Regions from separate parts of the Homo sapiens genome. Here region 1 is linked to region 2. The links are chromatin contacts, found by Hi-C or POLR2A ChIA-PET in ENCODE. All regions are on one chromosome and are shown on one strand. The core of a region is the stretch at or near the end of the contact, and the rest is flanking DNA. Distances in the headings are between cores, read along the strand shown. Region 1 overlaps ATXN1 (ataxin 1). Region 2 overlaps ATXN1 (ataxin 1).

Region 1 (3,638 bases), core at 221-2,720, 120 kb after region 2:
AAAACTGGAAGTGCAATGACAGGGGACTGCAATGCTGAGAATCAAGAAACAGAATTTCACAGTGCATTGGTGAAATCACCAATAATAAACATTATAGAGTGCTTACTCTGTGTCAGTCTCTTAATTATTATTATAATTATTTTTGGAGACGGAATCTTGTTCTGTCACCAGGCTGGAGTGCAGTAGCATGATCTCGGCTCAATGCAACCTCCGCCTCCTGGGTTCAAGTGATTCCCCTGCCTCAGCCTCCCAAGTAGCTGGGACTACAGGCGCGTGCCACCACGCCTGGCTAATTTTTTATATTTTTAGTAGAGACGGGTTTCACCATGTTGGCCAGGATGGTCTCGAACTCCTGACCTCAGGTGATCCACCCACCTCAGCCTCCCAGAGTGCTGGGATTACAGGCATGAGCCACTGCGCCCGGAACTGATTCAGCTCTCCCAACAGCCCAGTGAGATGAGTTCTATTATTATTCCCATTGTACAGATTGGAGTACTGAGGCACAAGAGGGTAGGTAAAGTGCCTGAAGTCACACTGATAAATGGCTGCAGTTGGGATTCAAAGCCAAGGAGTTAGGCTCTAGAGTCACTATATTAAACTGCCTGGTTAAGAACAGCAATATTACATAATGTTAGGTTTGTGTTGTGTTTTACAGTTTACAAAATATTTGCACATGCTTTTTCCCTCTGCTTGGAATGGCTGTCTCATGTATTTACTTATGAGTTCCTCTCCCAACAGAGCCTTCTACTGAAAGGTGTTCAATACCGTGTTCATAGAGTGAAGGTATGAATAACTGACTCTAATTAATCCTTAAATTGCTGTGGGAGACAGGCTGAGAATATATGACTAAACTTGTTTTGAAATAAGGAAAATGAGGTTTGGGAAAATCAAATGACTTGTCTAAGGTCATATTGCTTTGAATATGAGCTCATCGTAACTAAACCAGTGGTTTAAAAAAAATTTTTTTTAACCACAGGACCTTTCTAAGAAAACTATTTTACATAGCCTCAGAATATCACAGAGCTGAAGGAGAAGCTGCCCCGCTGCCCCGGTCAATAGAGGCTGAGGGCAGCCCACAGCCTCAAAGTTTATGGGGAGCCTCTGGGGCTTTGCAGAATGCAGGCTGGGGACTCACTACTGCACCACGCAACACTACTAGGACACCTGACCCAGCCCTGAAACTTTGAGAGAGGGTGACCAACCACACCTTCAAGTCTCACCCATTTACGACTCTGACCCATGGGGGAAGGCAGAGGATTAAGATTCTTTCTCCTTCCACCCCAGCAGAGGGACCTGTTCTTAGCTTCCCAGCTTGAGCGTCTCTTTCTGTTTCTTTCTTTGGAGCTCTTCTGTATTTGTTCCTTTTTCAGTCCCGAGGGCTGATCACTGGAAACAGGGCAACCTCTGGTGACCTGGTTTTTCATCACCAGCCAGGGCAGAAGAAGTCAAAGTGTGCTCAAGGGCTTTGCACGCTGCTCCCTAGAACTGGACGCCTTTGAGAAATCTGGGATTCTTCCAGGCGGCAGACTTCATTCCACAGTGGTGGAAAAGCTGGCCAGGGAGAGAGAGCAATTTTGCAAGGCACAGTGCCGCACTTGGACCTGTATCCTGACACCGCCAAATCAGAGGAGGCAGAAAGCCCTGAGTGTTACAGAACGTCTGAGCTAGAGGAGGCCTCTAAGAGCTTTCAGTCCAGTCTCCTCATTTAATGAACACGGAAATTGTATCCTGCTAACGTAAAGTGACTTGGTCAAAGCTACGCAGTGGCACAACTAAAACTCAGGATTTCTGACATCTTGCCCCTGAGCACCCAAAACTCAAAGGACAGAAAGTACAATGTGAACTACAGAAGTAACCAAAGGACTTTCTGGTGATGTCAAATGATGCAAGACAGCAAAATGCTCAAGTTGGGAATAAATTGATAGGTGTATCTATTAAAACCATCTCTTAAGGCCTTCTGGGGGAAAACGCCACCACCAAGAATTACTTGAAGGCTTGTCAAGTGCTTTAAGGCGCTATAAGGCAAGATGCAACACTGAGAGACATTAAAAAAAGATAACCTTTTCCCCACTGCCTGAGTTGCTCTTGAGTGCCTAGTGGGTGAACAGAGGAGGGAGAAGCGCCCAGGCTTCCAATGGGTTCTCTGCACAGCCACACGGTCATTAGCATCCACAATCTGCATTCACTCCAGATGAGATTTCATCACCGCATCCTATTTATTCATTCCTTAATATAAATCTAAATTGCGCTCTTCAAATAGCAGAGAGCACTATGCTTCAGTAAGGGGAAAGAGAAACGATCACATTAAGAGACGTGCTGCTGCATTTTCATCTTCTCCCTCCTATGTTACTTTGGTCTTGACAGCCTTAATTCACACAGTGCTCCCGGAGCCCTTCCCTGGCTCGTCCCAAGGATCAGCAAACACACGGCTATCTTAGTTTTTCACACTGGGGCTCTCTCTAGAGGGAAAGTATGTAGCTTTCCACATTCCCAACTACTTGGGAGCCCAAGGTGTTTGCAGCAGCCAAATACAACTAACGAGTAGGAAAAAGACACTAAGAAATGCCACAATTGTGTCTGACACATTCAAAAGACAGTTGTCCTCCCATCCATGGAGGATCTGTTCCAAGACCCCAGTGGACGCCTAAAACCATGAATAGTACCTTTATGTATATCTACTATGTTTTTTCCTATACATATACACCCATGATAGAGTTTAATTTATAAATAAGTCACAGTAAGAGATTAACAACAAAAACTAATAATAAAATAGAACAATCATAACATTATACTGTACTAAAAGTTATGTGAATGTGGTGTCTCTCTCTCTCTCTCAAAATATCTTATTGCATGGCACTCACCTGTTTTTGTACCACGCTTGACTGTGGGTAATTGAAACAGCAGAAAATGACACCGAAGATGGGGGGTGGGGGGAACTACTGTATCAACCTGGATAAGTTCACAGGGAACGGAACACATTCTTTCCAGAAGGTGATGCATAAAATCACAGCATGTCCACAAATGGCCTTTGGGAATGATGGGACATTTGAGTTTACAAAATGCGAGACAAGCAAAGCCCAGGGAGCTGAGCTCTGGCCTGGGTCCCGCTCATTCCTTCCCACCGTCCCGCAGCCACCACCACCTCTCATTCTGTGCGGGAGGGGACATGTGGCCCTAGCACCACCACTTTCCTTATAAAAAGTAATTTATGGTTCCCTTTCCCATGACAGGAAAACTGATAGAAGTTTACAGGCAAAAGTATTATTTCTAATTCTTTTCATTTGGGGATAAGACAAGTCTTTTCCCCCTCTGTGTGTATTTTTAAAATAGTAAAAATTTTAAATGAACATCCTTTATCGGCTTGCACATATGCTAAAGGCAGGGCACATAAGACTCTTACAGGAAAGTATGCCAAGAGAAAAAAGAATGATCAATTACATGTGAATTGAACTCCTAAATATGCCTTAAACCAGGGGATACGTGACCAATTTTATTCAGTAATTCTGTTTGCATGTGTTCTAACCACTACCATTTCAGCTATTTTCCTAAAAAAAAAAAAAAAAAAAAAGAGAGAGAGAGAGTTTAAGCATGCCTAGGGCTCAGAGGAATTTAGATGTTTTCAAGCATTACTACTTGAT
Region 2 (3,200 bases), core at 349-2,848:
CCACATCCCATATTTCCCTTTGAAGAAATCAGCCAACGTAACAAGCAAAGGTGCCAGGGAGGCCTTGAGGGTACCAGTGTACAGGGGACACTGCTACATGTGCATGCTGAGTGGCTGCCCGGGTCTGCCTTTGTGTACTAGGGGAATGTGTGGTGAGGCTGGAGGGGACAGAGCTGGCCACCTGTGAGAAGGACTCTCAGGGCTGCTGTCATCATTTGGCAGAGTCCATCCTTCTACTCCAACCCAACCTCACTCTCAGGGAGGGGACGGATGAGGACCGCTCATCCTATCATCTACAGGGTTTTTAAAGTGTGGGTCCTCATTCTCTGGCCTGGGTGGCCATGATCCGAGGGCATTTTGTTCTGGTGCACAGATACAAAGACTGGGGATGGGGAGGACAGTAATCTTTTATACAAGGACACATGAACCACCACACTGGTGCCTTAGAGAACATAGGCAACGAATACTCTGCTGCAGCATAAGTGATCGAAAGTCACACGTTAATGCAAATTATGTAAATCCTCACTAAATGATTTGAATAGAAAGGAAATCACCATAGCACCACTGTTCTCCATAACGTGAGCTGCAGTGTTCTATGCTGCATTTTACTTCCCCGGTATGAGGGCAGCTAGAGAGATGGTGGGATGACTTTCACTGTCTCTGGGGACCTTCAGACAAATTAGCTATCTTGTGAACAGTCCCAGGATGCCAACTTTCTAAATAAACATCAAAATGCATTTACTGTCTGTATCACTTAAGAGGTTGAGAATGGAGGGGGGAGCCTAACTGCAAACATTTGCGTGTTTTTATTTAACAATAGCTTAGCTATTAGACAATATAGAGTATTAGAAAGACTGTCTTAGAAGACTGAAGAGGTGAAGCTGGTGTTCTGAGTATGTCTACACAGCCTGCATAGAGGCAGATGTATATAAATGATCATGTTACTCTGCCTAAAATGGATAAAACTCGGAACAAAACAATCCACATTTAGTAATACCCTGAAGCTGACTCTAATTTGTATTCACTGTGACAACTCCTTACTTTCAAATCTGAAGTAATTATTAGAAAGTGAGAAAACAGACATTACTTTTGGGAAGCTGGGAGATGGCTTTATAGTCTAAGTTGCCACTAGATAGAATGACCCATAAAAATTACTTGGAAGGCTATTATCTCATAACCGGGGCCTATAAAATCTAACAGTTACAGATTCTCTCTCTCTCTCTCTGTCTCTCTCTCTCGTGTGTATTTTAATTAAAGACTTAAACTGCTAAGAGACAAAACTGAAAACATGTACGTAATCCAATTTTGCATAATGTCTCTGCGGTTTTGTAGTTGATTTTCCCCATCTGACCCTGACTTACATGTGATACACACACATTTACTGGTTTATGGTAGGAAAACTGCTCTGGCTGGGTACTGGCACTCGCCTTTGTGATTCAGGCATGAAACCATGAGGTGCCCAGCTGGAATTCAGAAGAAGTACATTAGGACAGAGGGGCAGCTTTGTATTTATTTATTAGGTTCTTCCAACTTAAGTTGCCAGGGTAGCATGAGCTTTTTAAAAACAGTTGTTTCTGGCCTTCCTGTTTTAGGCTTTTATCTAATAGAGTGTGAGAAGACATGAGTTCACATGCAGCTAAGGATGAGATTATTCAAACTGAAACCAACCCCACATATCAAACCGTGGTGTCATTTTCGTCACTTTAACAGTAGAAAGGACACAGGAAAAAAAAAAGAATGAAATCATTTACTGAACTAACAGTTACATTTGTCCCCTCCTGCCTTGGATAAATAATGACTAATTTTTAAATAACAGATTGGTACAGCTCTGAGATTAGGAGACAGAAAGCATGGAAAGGTCCTCAGACCTTTTAGGTTTGGTGCTTTCCTGTTCCTCTGAATGGGCATTTTTCAAAACCATTTTGAATGTAAAAGGCTGTAGAGTTCAACACTGGGCTTCTTCCTACTTTATGAGGTTATACACAGGTTCAAGGGTGAGGGTAAAGACAAGCAGGTGCAGAGTTTCACACGGGAGGGTGGGGGGGGCGTGAGTGTGCATGCATACATATTTGTGGGAGATGAGCGTGCATGCAAATAGGTGTGCAGAAGTGAGTGCACACAAATGCACATGTGTGGGTGAGTGTGCATACAAGTACATGTGCAGGCGTTGATATGCATACATGTGTGCAGGCGTGAGTGTGTACACAGTGTGCAGGGGCCATGACTGTGCATGTATATGTACACTGCAGGGGCAATATGGAAAAAAACATGGAATACAATGCAGTTTAGCCACGACTGGCAGCCAAGATTGACCTTTAAGCCCATTTCATGGCCACTGCATATGCATTTTTTATTATATGCCAATCCCAGGACCTGGTGCAAAGATAGCCAGTAAGAAGTAAGATCTTCATCTTTTGAAGTATATAAGGGTTTTTTTTTTTATTTGCCTCTGTGCTAAGAAGAATGGCCAAATCATATTCCTCTTCATTCCAAGTTGGAGCAGAACAGCCTTAGGTTGCTGCCAACTGTTATCCTTCGAGAGGGCCACATATTTTGAGGTTTCAGAGACAGTGAGGTAGATTCTGCCTTGAGAAATATCAGACACTCAAGTACTCCGGCGACACACTGAGCAAATGTTTTTGCCAGCAGAAAGATATAGGTGGGTTCACCGTGGCGCAGGTGAGGGAGAGGAAGCTGTGCACAGTAAGCGCACTTTCTCTTCTCCAGACATCCTGGTGCCACAGTAGTTCCCATTCTCTCTCCTCTTCTGTAACTTCTAAGACCTTTGCCTTAAGTGAATGGATCCTCCTAAGACAGCCATAACTGCATTTATTTACGTCCCTGCTCTTTGACTTGAAAAGTTCACCCTTTCTTGGAGAGAGAGACTTGGAAAAGAGAGGCATGAAGGGTCTCAAGCCCTGGCAATTCTGCCTCAGTGAATCCGACTTCTACCTCCACAGTGAAATCTCCCTAGCTAGTTGAGGGGCAGCAGTATTAATTGTTCCTTCCTAAGAGTTGTCAAGCAAATCAACCTGAGAACTGGAATCCACCCAAGACACACCTATGCCTTTTACAATAAAGATTCAGTGAAGAATCCTGCCCTTCACAACAGCCTCCTCAAGTAGGGAAAACGCTACAAAAAATGGATACATGACAACCAGGAACTCCTTCACCCACAGAGAGATGTTTCTTTGATCTGC

Evidence for each region. Hi-C counts contacts between places; a loop is a spot of excess contacts on that map. ChIA-PET counts read pairs that join two places held with the same protein, here RNA polymerase II (POLR2A). Pooled maps may share reads with other maps.
Region 1: a map with no recorded cell type shows a loop between it and region 2 (5-fold over the local background). The contact joins two enhancer-like sites. A Hi-C loop is called at or near these places in 1 of 37 single-sample maps with no recorded cell type and 5 of 50 pooled maps. POLR2A ChIA-PET finds 5 or more read pairs at or near these places in 4 of 52 experiments (A673, BJ, GM12878 and 1 more).

What each region holds. Positions count from the first base shown.
Region 1 is chr6:16,540,086-16,543,723 of GRCh38, forward strand. The region is part of intron 4 of ATXN1 (ataxin 1); the gene reads right to left. Among named protein-coding and RNA genes, the nearest start is that of ATXN1-AS1, 220 kb to the right of the region's middle. Within about 2 kb of position 1,471, at least 8 of the 41 ENCODE cell types and tissues checked have a DNase peak (open chromatin) inside an H3K27ac peak, as active enhancers do.
Region 2 is chr6:16,419,618-16,422,817 of GRCh38, forward strand. The region is part of intron 6 of ATXN1 (ataxin 1); the gene reads right to left. Among named protein-coding and RNA genes, the nearest start is that of GMPR, 180 kb to the left of the region's middle. RefSeq lists an enhancer at 1,587-1,636. Within about 2 kb of position 1,599, at least 9 of the 41 ENCODE cell types and tissues checked have a DNase peak (open chromatin) inside an H3K27ac peak, as active enhancers do.